Linked DNA regions of Homo sapiens: region 1 is linked to region 2. Evidence: chromatin loops called from intact Hi-C (ENCODE). Cell type or tissue: endothelial cell of umbilical vein. All regions are shown on one strand. Each heading gives the region's core, and the rest is flanking DNA. Links, peaks and the distances in the headings are about the cores only.

Region 1 (6,859 bases), core at 1,610-5,609, 120 kb before region 2:
ATAACATATAGAAATATTAGAAAAACCTAAAAGCCAAAACTGGGGATTAGTTAAAAATATTATAGTTTAAGAACCAATCACTAGAATATTATAGTCTCTAAAAGCAACTATTTAAAAAGTGATTATATTGATCTATATTGGCTGTGTTATCATATAGTTCTAGATATTTAATATATATAAGGTGGCTTGGTTTGGAGATTGGGGATCTAAAGGTATATAAATATATTATTGATAATGCGTGGCATTATATATATATATCAAAATATTAACACTTATTTATAGGCTTATAACTCTTATTTATGCCTTTCAATTCCTTCTGAGTTTTTTGCAACGATTGCTTTCTGCGCAAGGGAAAAAATACAACTATTTCATAAAGACAGGATTCACATGTGGGCAAATACTCTTAAGCTGGAAACATCTTTTTTGGCCACTGACAACTCACAGAGTAAACAAAAAAGACTAAAGTGCATCATTTAAAATTAGGGTAGCCATATAATTTATCATCTAAACCAGGACACTTTTGATTCTGAAAGGGGAAGCTATTAATAATTTTACTGGGACAAGTAGCATAATCCAGGACTTCCTAGGCAGACTCAGCTGTTTGGTCAGCTTACTTAGAATGAAAATTTTATATACTCTGTCTACAAAAACGACCCAGTGTTGGAGCTTTCAAGGGTAGGCCACAAATGTAGAGACTACCCTTTTATCAGTATGATTGGTTGTAGTTTTTAAACATGCCAACCAGATGGTTAAAGGATTTTGAAAAGTTCATTTTTCTCACCTAATTAGCTTGTTTGGATCGACAGAGCTCTAATTTTAGAGATTTGCTCTTGATAAAAAGTATTTCTCAAAGAAATATACCACTTAAGACCAGGCGCGGTGGCTCATGCCTGTAATCCCAGCACTTTGGAAGGCTGAGGGGGGCGGATCACCTGAGGTCGGGAGTTCGAGACCAGCCTGACCAACATAGAGAAACCCCCCTCTCCACTAAAAATACAAAATTAGCTGGGCGTGGTGGCACATGCCTGTAATCCCAGCTACCAGGGAGGCTGAGGCAGGAAAATCGCTTGAACCCGGGAGGCAGAGGTTGCAGTGAGCCGAGATTGCGCCATTACACTCCAGCCTGGGCAACAAGAGTGAAACTCCGTCTCAAAAAAAAAAAAAAAGAAAGAAAAAAAAAAAGAAATATACCCTGTGACTAAGAACACATTGTATTATTAGCTATACTATGTCACATTGCAGATTTTAATCTTGGAAACACTGTGCAACTCTTTTAAAGTCTTCTTGATTCCAAACTTCCTGAGACTCACCTGGTTTCCACTAAGGTCTTTATACAGGGAACTGTTATCTCTGTGACCTGAGGCTCTTACTTAAGATGGCCACTATTCACATCCTTCAGCCTTGGGTCACTCTGCCCACCAGCTATTTATATCCTCCCTGCCTTTCACAGCGGGGCTCAAGTTTCTCCTCTCTCCTGAGACTTTGCTGCCCACCACAGCCATCCGTGCTGCTCAGCCTCCTGTGACATTTCCTACCTGCACATCAGATCAGCATCTTCTCACAGGCTATCCTGTTTCCTAATTATTGATTGCACACAATCTCCCCCAAACTAAATAAGCTCCTCGTGAGAAGCAACTATTCTTAGTCTATACCACGTGGCACTTGGCACTGGGCCAGGCAAGGTAAGTCTGTCAACCTCTCTTATCCCGATTATAAAGTGGGGGTTGTAATTCCTTTGTATACTCCACCTCCAACACGAACTGGGGTAGTAACTAGGCATTATAAGAGATAATTTTTTAAATTAGCCAGATTCCCTGAATGCCAGGGTATTTGTGTAGGTGGAAAAATCAAAGCCTTCTCAACTGAAGCAAGGCCTTTTCCTCTTTAAAACACCGTGAAATGACACACACTACAGATTCAGAACAAACTTAGAAGAGAACAAATCTGTTGAAGAATAGTGTCCCATGTGTTAAAAAAAATGGCTGCGTAGGTACAAAGGATAAAAGCTTGGACAGGCTGTGTTAACATCTGCAATGCTATCACTCCCATCTTACAATATTTTACTTGTATTTTTATTCTCCCTGTAGAAGGCCAATATGGAGCTCATCCATTGATCAATTCCCCAACATTTGTGCCCACCTTCCTAAGAGTCCAGAACCTGCCATTACTTGGCATCGATTACAACCTAAGCAACGCATGTTGCTAAATCAATCATGGGTCAATCTATAATTGAAATAACATTCTTTGCACCTCCCTGCTGCCAAATTTATTAAACTAATACAAATGTCAATGTCTCTTTCTTCCAAGCCTAGCTTAGGATGACTTAAGCCCTAACTGAAGTGTGAACAACCAAAATTAGATACCGAGGCTCTTATATTTATTCCATGACCCAAGGCACTATGTTTCTCATATACAAAAGAAACCTTGGGAAATCTGCCAACTCAAATGTATTACTTGTAAATGGCATCACTCTGCAATACCAATGTATAACCACACATGTGGTTGGCAAGGGAGGGTGACTCCTTTTCCAGCAAAAAGTAAAATTCCCAGATGAACTGGTAACACATACAAAGGGACATCAATGACGCCATTCTTTCTGCTAGTCCATCTAGCACCTGAGTGAGCATCAGGAAAAGGCTCACCTGCTTCAAAAAACTACTTCCATCTGTTAGAAAATAGTCTTTATATTCCCAATTTTGTTAGAATAAGCTACTTTACTGCCATCTGCCAGAAAAATTATCATAATAAATCTCTGATGTCTGTGATTTGAACACTGACTCCTTAGAAGGGACACAATTGTGCAGTGTACAACCTACACAGCAGTGCTGGCCAGGTGTTTAATAACTTTGGAATATAGTAAACCAGTAGGGGGGAGCCATGCTTTATTTTACTTCCTCTCTGAGCCTCAGTTTCATCATCCATACATTGGCAATAATAAGAGCTATCTAGTATCTGATCAGGCTTCCTATTGGAGTAGGAAAGCAATGGTTTGTGAAAGATTAAGACAATAAAAGACCACATTACTTGATTATTACATAATAACTATACCCATAAGACGGAGAACTCACATTCTCTTTGACTCTACAAATATCATTCATCCAATTACATAATTTAGGTCTTCACATATTGAAAGTGAAAAGACTTCATGTTTTTTGGTAGTGATGATGGGTCTCGCAGCCCCCACCATACTCTCTTACTAGATTTCTGATCGAAGAAGCCCATGATGGCAAGGTAGTTGGTGAGAGTTAGGCATTTATTATCCAGGAATGAAAAAGAAAAAAAAAAAGAAAACCTAAAATTAACTGGCCTACATCAGGGTTTCTCTCGATCTCATCACTATCATTTTGGACGTGATCAACCTTTGAGGTAGGGGCCGTCCTGTGCATTCCAGTGTAGGAAGTTTAACAGCATCCTTGGCTTCTACCCACTAGATATCAGTAGCACCTTCACCCCCCAGTCATGACAACCAAAAATGTCTCCAGACATTGCCAAATGTCCTCTGGGACGAGGGGGTGGCAAAACTGCCCACAGTAGAGAAACACTGGCCTACACAGAAATTCAAATTTATGGCCGTAGCATCATTCTTGGGAAACAGCAAGCTGGCCTCCCACCAAAGGAGACCTGGACTTTAAGTTCTACTATGGGTGTTCTGTGACCTTAAAGTTTCTAGCTTCTACTTCCTGTCATATAAATAAAACCCAGACTCTGGTCTCTCACTTCCAGGATTTCCTCCTTTGCAGGGTATTAAAAGGTAGGGCTGGGGGAAAGTGTTAAGGACAACATCACAGCTCAGGCATCCCCCTCTGCTCACTTGGTACTTGGCTGCCTGCCAGGTTCCCAGCATTGCCATCTTCTCTTGAATAATGGTGCTGTTACCACACAGGGCTGGCATGAAGCTGGATACTTGCAGCCTTCCTGTTGTGGCTCCTACAGCAGTATCAACTCATAATTTAGTTTCCCATAGCACAGCTATCGAAGGCTAGGTCATTTAATAAAAACTTGGGTAAAATAAAAGAAATGACAACACAGAAAACCTTACAACTGGGTACTGGATTTGAAGGATTCCAGAGTCACACCTTGGTCATTCCAGACAGGTCCTCTTTCCAGACGCTGCCTGGCCCAGCTCCCAGCCCACAGGGTCCACCTGCTTCTCTCCCACCACCCAGGGAGACCTTCAGTCCCTTCCCCTCTGGGAAGCCCAGGGGTTCCATGCCCTGTCTCAGGTCTGCTGTCTCCCTCTCCTCCAGCCTTCACTTTCCATGGCTCTACTTTCTCCCTTCTGGCCTGACGGACAGCTGGGAGCGTCCACATCATTCAAGAAAATTCCCAACCACCACCCACAGAGGTTGGCCTTTTTAGAAACTTAGAAGACAATATCTCTCAATAATTCAGTTCCCCAAGTCTGAGATATTTGTCTTGGAAAATCATCTCAGGGGAAGCTTCACCAAGAGCCGAGGTGGCTGTAGTCGCTGGGCCCATCTTTACAGCATCCTGTGGGCATGAGGTGAGGCTCTGTTTCCTATGATCTTCTAGACATGGCAAATGTTGAACAATGTCATGTATAACACACTTCCCAGGAATTAAAAAAAATAATTTTTTGGCCGGGCGCGGTGGCTCACGCCTGTAATCCCAGCACTTTGGGAGGCCGAGGCGGGTGGATCATGAGGTCAGGAGATCGAGACCATCCTGGCTAACAAGGTGAAACCCCGTCTCTACTAAAAATACAAAAAATTAGCCGGGCGCGGTGGCGGGCGCCTGTAGTCCCAGCTACTCGGGAGGCTGAGGCAGGAGAATGGCGTGAACCCGGGAAGCGGAGCTTGCAGTGAGCTGAGATTGCGCCACTGCAGTCCGCAGTCCGGCCTGGGCGACAGAGTGAGACTCCGTCTCAAAAAAAAAAAAATAAAAATAATAATAATAATAATAATTTTTTAGAGATAGAATTTACTAAATCTATAATGAAAAAGATTTTTTGTAGACCACAAAGCATATTATTTAAAGAAGAGTAATTAATTGGTGCAGGAAAAGAAACAGTTCAAACAATGAACAGAAAAAGAGCTCAGAAACAGACCCAGGTGTTTGGAAAATAAGCATAAGAAAGATCTCTACAGAAAGGATAAACTATTCAATATATGGTTCTCAGGATAAATGGTAACTGTTTGGAAAAAGATTGAAAATTAACTTTTTACCTCACATCATTAACCAAAAGATCCAAGATCTGAATAAAAAACCAAACACCTATAAAGCATAAAGAGAAAATATAAGAAACTATTTTATGACCTTGAGGAAGTGAAGGTCTTCTTAAGCAAGACACAGAAAACAAAAGGCCTCAAGGAAAAGCCTGAAATGTCGACTATTTCCAAAGGGGAGAAAAAGCGTGTGTGGAAAAGATGCCATAAACAAGGTCAAAAGAAGAAAAGCAACAAGGTGGAAAATTACATTGTTTCCAAATAGAGAAAAGATCCAAATCGAGAATACATAGAGAATTCCTACAAATCAATAAGCAGCTCTAAATAATACCAATGACAAATCATCAAAGGATACTAACAGCAATTTACAGAGTACAAATACAATGAACATGAGAGGAAAATGCTCAAAAACACACCACAAATGAGGGAAATACAAATCAAATTTTTTTTACTCATAACATTTGCAAAATTTAAAAGGTTTGAAAATGTGGAGCATTAATTAAGGAAATGGGCACATCTCTGTACTGCTAGTGGAAGTATAAATTACTCAGCTACTTCAGAAGACAATCTGGCAGAACTATTAAAATTAAAAATGCACATACCCAGCAATTCTATTTCTGGGTAGTAATACTTCCTCACGTGCCCAGGAAACATACATAAAAATAAAGACGTTGACTACCTATTTTTCATAAAAACTAGAAACCTAAATGTCTATCAACTTAACAGATAAATATTTGGGAGGCCAAGGTGGGTGGATCATTTGAGGTCAGGAGTTCAAGGCCAGCCTGGCCAACATAGTGAAACCCCACTTCTGGTAAAAATACAAAAATTAGCCGGGCATGGTGGCAGATGCCTGTAATCCCAACTACTTGGGAGGCTGAAGCAGGAGAATCACTTGAACTCGGGAGGTGGAGGTTGCAGTGAGCCGAGACTGCGCCACTGCACTCCAGCCTGGGCAACAGAGCAAGACTCTGTCTCGAAAAATAAATAAATAAATAAATAAGAATAAAAATAACAGATAAATAGACCCTGGAACATTTTATGGAATACCATGAAGCAGTTTAAAAGAATGAGGTATTTCCACACATAATAACATTTAACAGCACGTGTGAAAGAAGAAAATTACAGAAAAATGTCCGTGAAGTGATACTATTCACATTAAAAAGAAAAAAAAAAAAGACAACGCACACAGCAATATCATCTACACCCATAATGACAGACATATACCGTAGGTAAATGTGTAGAAAATGGTATGAAAAATGCCTTTAGACCTGGGGGTACAGGAGTGACCACATTTGAAGGGGATATTTCTCCCTTATCTCTATTGTTTTACTATCTCATGAGGAGAACATGTTTATTCATGATGTATTAGTTTGTTTTCACACTGCTGATAAAGACATGCCCAAAACTGGGAACAAAAAGAGGCTTAGGCCGGGCATGGCGGCTCATGCCTGTAATTCCAGCACTTTGGGAGGCCAAGGTGGGTGGATCACCTGAGGTCAGGAGTTCAAGATCAGCCAGGCCAACGTGGTGAAACCCCATCTCTATTAAAAATACAAAAATTATCCAGGCGTGGTGGTGGATGCCTGTAATACCAGCTACTTGGGAGGCTGAGGCAGGAGAATCACTTGAACCTGCAAGGCGGAGGTTGCAGTGAGCCAAGATTGTGCCAT
Region 2 (6,859 bases), core at 1,113-5,112:
TTACTCAGGACCCAAGCTTTCTGCAATAACTATTTGAAAACCAGTTTTACGATTTTGACTCTGAAGGAAGATTACTCGTCTTCTTGTAGGTTCTAGTCTACCCTTTCATTGCTTGGCCAGAAGATTCTATCAGAACAAAAGTTATGGTCATTTCAGCAGATGCTGGGAATAAATCCCTTCAGCATTCTGATTAGTTACAATGGGTAATAAGAGAACTGTGCAGACCAAAAACTCCAAGTACATGTTTCATGCATGTAAACCTACTCGTGATGGGTTTTGGCTGAAAGCTAAGCATTGATAACCTTGCCACCAAAGCTTAGAGTCGCTTGTTAGTATTCTGAGAGCTGGAGTACAGGCACAGATACAACTTGATCCTGTTAACGTCTCTCATTCCTAGGCCACAGATAAGTTTGTTGAATAGGAAGTTGAGAGAAAGCGATCTGGAGAGAGAATTGTATGCAAGTGGCTCAAGTGACCTGGCAATTTGGGAGTCCCTTGCAACCTTGCTATGACCTCCTACCTCTGTTTGCCCATCTATGGAATGGGTATGGTGGTTATATACCAAGGTTATTATTAGAAATGATAAATTTGAAAATGCCTTGGCATGTAACTTGTGCTATAATTATACCTCACTGCCACATGGAAAATAGGCATTTTTAGCTGAAATGTGTAATGAGGTTAGGCAGGGAACATCAGTTGGTGGCAGGAAGAGTGTTCCCAGAGACAAGAGGTTTGAGGAGAGGGGGCCAGATGCTCACTAAGGAGAACAGAGAGATCATCTATGAAGCGTCCTTGGGCATCACGATGGAATGTTCAAAACAAGCACAAAACAAACGTTTAGACGTCTGGCCTGAATTTAGAAACAAATAAGGGGCTTGGAGATGAGCCTCTGTCTTTTCACACTGCAGGCTCTGCACTCCAGCCCTGAGTACCAGTCGAACTCCAGAGGGGTGGACTGGAGAAGGAGGAAGGCCTGAGCAAGCCAGTGCCCACATGGGCTGCAGCTGCTGGGTTTCAAGGAGCTTTCTATCGGAGAGGCAGCAGAGGGGTTCTGAAAGAGCCAGACCCTGGAGCCAAGCTATCTGGGCTTGACCTTAGCTCTGCTATTCACTGGCTGTATGACCTTCAGCCAGTCCTCATCTCTCTGTGCCTCAATTTCATCAAGCTCAAAATGGGGGTAATAATAGTACCTGTCTCAGAGGTTGTCAGGAGGATAAAATAAGTAAATAGGACTGCAACATGTAGGAGAACACCAGACATCTATACACTTAAACACAGCAAGGCACTTCTCTGGCCTTGTGAATTTCAGCACATGGCAGAGAAGAAACAAGCTGGACTGGCTGAGGAAAGCTCACCTCCAGAGGACTGAGTGGGTTAACCATGAATTACATAGTCATTCCCAGAGAGGACGCATGGCGGGAGAGAAGCAGCAAGGATCGTAGCTGGATGGATACATGGCCTTGGCTGGACCAGGGGCTGGCGAGTATAGGGGCTTATGGAGGGCCGGGTTTTGCTCAGGTGGACCCTCTTGAAACTCCCGGTGGGCCTCCCTTCTACCCCCAGGAAAGCTGGAATCTTGGGGGCTTCTGTGTCCCCAAAAGCGGATTCCAGTGGCCAGCATCTTGGAAATTTTTGTGCACTTATTTCACTTGTATCAGTCTTTTCTAGGGTCATTTACTGATATTATACTTTCTCTGCTCTGGAGTCATTCCCCTGCAAAATCATTCCCCTGTTATCTGTCTGCCTCAACACGGGAAAAATCCCTGTCATCTGGAACCCTTGCTTCCTGCCCGCCGTCCTGCCTCACTGCAGTGTGTGGGCAGATCTGCTCTCTGCTGCACACGTCTTCAGAAAGACTGAATTTCGGGCTTTCAGAGCAAGCGTCTTTGAATCCACTGGTGAAAGGAGACAGCAGTCATCTGCTGGTTGATGTTTGCCAAAATGTGGCCTTAGACTGGGATGAAGTGATGGCTCCTGGCACGGAAGCTGGTTCCCCCTGGGTGTACACCCAGCCTGAACAGCTCCTTTAAAACCAGAAGCAATTTGTCATCTTTTGATTCTCTTCCAGCACTGTCCCTGTCACAGGTAGATAAATGAGGCAGCATATGGGTGTCCAAACACAGGATCGTCTAATCCCAGCGGTTTCCCTTGGAGCCGTCACTTCTCGAGGGTGGAGAGCACAGTGGGGTGGTCCCTGGCTTCGGGGTTGTAACCATAAGCATATTTTTTCATCACATGTCCCATTTATATGCATGAAATGCTTTCTCAGAATCTCCCAGCTTCTGTGTCATTGATAGGTGCATTTCTCATTTCAAAATTCCGAAATGAATCATACGTTTGTGAGCTCAACATCTCATGTCTGTAGTTCCACAGAATGCTACTAATCAAATCAATGTCTCGGCACAAACCAACAAGCATCCCTGACTTAAAAACAGATGGAAGTTGAACTTTTTGTGCTAAAAAGACTTGATTACAGAAAGTCAGTGGGAAAGGTGCATACATTTCAGTTTCCTTCACGTTGCACGCACTGTAAGTGGCTTGAGAGATACATTCAGAGTTTTTTACGCAGCCCACGTGGACTTTGAATTTGTTGCTTATATATCGATAAAGCCACCAGATTATGTCCAAGGATGCAATAGGCAGAAGAGGGCTCCTGATCTAGTTGCCAAAACATGGTTGACCTGCGATTCCTTTGTAAATGAAGGATAAGCCTGTGTGGCGAATGAGCTCAGCCCCTCGGCACACCTCCTGCCTATGCCAAAGGGTTGAGTGTGTTTCTGGTCTAGCCAGACAGTTTTGATTTCTTCTGTGGCCATAGGTCACATTCTTCATCCCCACAGCTGCCAGATTAACTAGACATCCTTGGTCACAAGGGCCCAGGCTTGACTGGATCAGTTCAAGTTCATCCCAGATACAGGAAAGTCATCTACTCTGATAGTATTACAGTGAGTCCATAAGCATCTTTGAGACACCTTGAGAAAGGAGGAAATGTGGAGCATCGTCTCCAAGCAGGATCTGTTGAGCATGGATCGGATTCTTACACAGGCTACTAATGCTGGTGACCATAAGAAGTTTATAGCCAGCTCTTCATTATCTATGGTATTGAAGGAGAAATCTAGCATGAACTTTAAAATTTCAAAATAAATCCCACAGTTTAAGCTTTAGCCGGGGATTTCATACTGGAAACCTTTTAGGGGAGAGTAGTATTTCCTTTTATGTTTTCCCAATTAGTAGTTTAATGAGCAGCAAGATGACCCAAGGGGGATGAGAGACAGCACAGGAGGATCATTTGCCTGGGGTTAAGAGATGAGTCTGGGTTCCTGTTTCTGCCTCTTTCAGACTCTGTTCATCTGCAGACTGTATGTGTTTGCTACATCTGCTTTGTAGGATCAGCATCTACTTTGTAGGATCAGGGAAGGATCAAATGAGTTAATGAATACAGATATCCCAAGCCCAGCACACAATACAAATGAGCTGTTATGACTTATTTAGAGGGTTTTTTTTTTTTTTCTGACCCAGGCTGGAGTGCAGTGGCGCCACCTCTGGTCACTGCAACGTCCACCTCCTGAGTTTAAGCAATTCTCCTGCCTCAGCCTCCTGAGTAGCTGGGATTACAGGCATGCCCCACCATGCCTGGCTAATGTTTGTATTTTTAGTAGAGACGGGGTTTCACCATGTTGGCCAGGCTCGTCTCGAACTCCTGACCTCAAGTGATCACCTGCCTCAGCCTCCCAAAGTGCTGGGATTACAGGTGTGAGCCACCACGCCCGGCCTAGACTTATTTTAAGAGAGGTGGCAAGAACTCCTACTTCAAGGAAGATGGTAACACTGAATAGTTTGTTCATTAAGACAGACAGATGCCTAAGTGAATCTTTGAAATAATCCTGCATTTCATTCATGGTGGAATCTCATAATCTTTTTTTTTTTAAGCCTAAAAGCCTGAGCCAGCTGTACATGATATATTAAACCCACACATTTACTTACTTTAGAAAGGTTACTATTTTGAGAGTATGATCGTTCCTGGAAAAAAAAATTTTGATGTGCCTCCTGTCCATTGAAAAGTTACATATAAAGAATAATTTCCATTCCTTGGATTATGTCTTCAGATTCCTGCATTCTTTTCAAGCTTTGTAATAAAGCAAGGGAAGAGAGTATTGTGAACTCCTTGAGGAAGACATTCCCTCTCATTCCTCCACATTGCCCCAGAGTTCACCATGTCTGACAAATAGTGGGTATTCAGTCAATAGCTTATGACTGAATGAATGATTTAGATGTTTAATCCTTTAAGTCAGTGATACGCAACTTGTAGTCATGTGTCAGAATCCCCTGGAGGGCTTGTTAAAATCAACTGCGGCTCCCCCATCCCAAGTTTCTGATTCAGTAGATCTGGGTTGGGGCCCCAGAATGTGCATTTCTAGCAGGTCCCCAGATGACGCTGATGCTGTTGGCCCTGGGACTATACTTTGAGAACCACTGCTTTGGGGTCCACTCCACTGCTTAGGTCCATTGTGGTTTTTTTTTTTTCTTTAAGCTTTGCCAAGCCTTCTAGAAAATTGACATCTATCTCTGTCTGATTTTGCTCCGTTAAACTGAGATTGATTTTGTAAAAATTACTAGGATTTGACCAGATGGAAAAGCTACCTGGATTTTTTTGTTTTTAGTTAAAAACTACAGCCGGGCACCATGGCTCATGCCTGTAATCTCAGCAATTTGGAAGGCTGAGGCGGGTGGATCACCTGAGGTCAGGAGTTCAAGACCAGCCTGGCCAACATGGTGAAACCCCATCTCTACTAAAAATATAAAAATTAGCTGGGCATGGTGGCGGGCACCTGTAATCCCAGCTCCTTGGGAGGCTAGGGCAGGAGAATCACTTGAACCCGAGAGGCGGAGGTTGCAGTGAACCGAGAACACGCCATTGCATTCCAACCTGGGTGACAGAGCAAGACTCCATCTCAAAAAAAGCAAACAAACAACAACAACAAAAAAAAAACTACATTTTGCCCCATGTATAATTATGAAGGAAGTGACTATCAGATTGCCACCTCCTGCATGGGTGTCTATGCTAGCAGGACACAGCTGGTTGGGGTGAAGTATAGCGGCCCACCTTGCAGCATTTAAGCCAGATTGCATCTTCATCCAGTTTTGGAATTCCCACCTAGTGTCAAATGCACTTAATGGCAAAGCTGAAATGAGACATGACCTTTTGCAGAAATTGCAGATGAGCAAAAAGGGCACAGGAGATGAGCATATGATACAAAGGGGAACATGATGTTTGCAAAGTCTTCTCATGCTGGCTGTGGGCCTGGCTGAAGTTATTATGCCCCCAGGTTTAAAAACAAGAGGCAGCCTCATGGCCTGAGGAAGACTGCCCTCTGCAAAAAAGTCATTCTCCTAATGCCAGATGTCACTCTGGATGGCAGGCAAGAGTGGAATTGCAAACCCAGGTCCTGGGGAGCTCCTCCCTCCTCCATTCCCCCTTCTTGGGAAAGAGTCCTTGAGACTGTGAGGACTGAGTGGACACAGAGGGATGGGTCAGTGGAGGGGGCAACAGGGATACCAGACATCCTCAAGAGAGAAGAGATGAAAATAGAACCTAAGAAGGGAATTGAAGGGGAGGAGAAGACGAGAGCCTTACCCTAAAGTAGGAAGAGTGTGTTAGTAACCTGTTGCCGCATAACAAATGACTCCAGCGTTAGCAGCTTAGAACAACAAATCTGTGTTGTCTTGCACAGTTTCTGTGGGCCAGGGATCTGGGAGTGGCTCAGCTGTGTGGTTCGGCTCAGAGTCTCTCATGAGGCTGCAGTCAAGCTTTCATCTGAAGGCTTAACTGGAGTTGGAGGACCCACTCCTAAGATGACTCCCTCACATGGCTGTTGGCTGGAGGCCTCAGTTCCTGGTGCTCAGTACCTTAGGCCTCCCCACAGCCCTGCTCACAGCATAGCAGTTGACTTCCCTGAGAGCCAACAACCCAAGAGAGGGAGGGAGAAAGTCAAAATGCCTTTTATGGCCTAGTCTCAGAAAGGACACGCTGTCACATCCACTCTATTCTGTTCATTAGAAATCAGTCTCTAAGTCCAGCCCACACACTGCAGGAAGGGAATTGGGCTCCACCTTTGGAAAGGAAGAGTGTCACCTCAGTGAGACTCTTGCCAGGCTCAGAAAAGCACAAGAATCATTGACAGGGCCTTTGGTGTAAAGATGAGGAGGGCTGCAGCCATTGGGGCCATAGGGATGCACCTGATTGGGCTGAAGAAAGGTGATTGGGTAGGGGAAGGGGCATTAGAAACTCTCCATGGGCTTGGAGCCTACCATCCTATAGGGGTTGTGCAGGCCCCTTCTCTCTTTCAAGCTAAAGAGTGACTTTGCTTACAAAAGCAAAGCCACCTATGAGTCCCAAGGCTCAGATTTGGTTCCAGAGAAGAGAAAGACAGGGCTGGAGGCTTAGACCCAAGGCTGTGCTGGAGAAAGAGCAGTACACAGCACTGTGCATCTCCTTCTAGGTTGTCCGCCCTGCCAGGTGCCCAGTAGGAAAAGAACAGGGATTGAAGGCAGAAGGGTGTCAAGGAGTAAAGAGAAGCTTCTGGGCTGTGATTCTCAGGAAAGTCATTGGGAGGGAGTGTTAAGCAGGTGGTGGAAGAACCCCACTATTTTTTATTAAAATCCCACTTAGGATGATAGCTCAGTCCTGCCAGTAATGGCAGCAGTCAGCCCTTCATGGCTACAGCTCCTGGGTTGCACAGAGTCCCTCCCATGGGGTGGATGTTTGTTTTGGCCACCCTGGCTCCATAAATGGATTCCATGTAGCAGTCTTCTTTTGAGAATGCAGAGCCCTTGGGGTCATATTGTACTGTGTCTGTTC

Evidence for each region. Peaks named below come from ENCODE experiments on the same cell type or tissue, not always from the same donor. Only the 100,000 strongest peaks of a DNase experiment are listed, where the experiment ranks them.
Region 1: it touches region 2 in a loop (2.9-fold over the local background); 54 of 110 quality-filtered maps call a loop at or near these places.

Annotation. Positions count from the first base shown.
Region 1 is chr7:105,882,566-105,889,424 of GRCh38, reverse strand. No RefSeq gene overlaps it. Among named protein-coding and RNA genes, the nearest start is that of ATXN7L1, 9.4 kb to the right of the region's middle. RefSeq lists silencers at 869-1,065, 4,490-4,673. In endothelial cell of umbilical vein, for the core only: no CTCF peak of the experiment used is centred there; a DNase peak (open chromatin) is centred at 3,834.
Region 2 is chr7:105,761,967-105,768,825 of GRCh38, reverse strand. All of the region lies in intron 3 of ATXN7L1 (ataxin 7 like 1), which reads left to right. Among named protein-coding and RNA genes, the nearest start is that of ATXN7L1, 110 kb to the left of the region's middle. RefSeq lists an enhancer at 1,974-2,033. In endothelial cell of umbilical vein, for the core only: a CTCF peak has its summit at 3,552; a DNase peak (open chromatin) is centred at 3,515.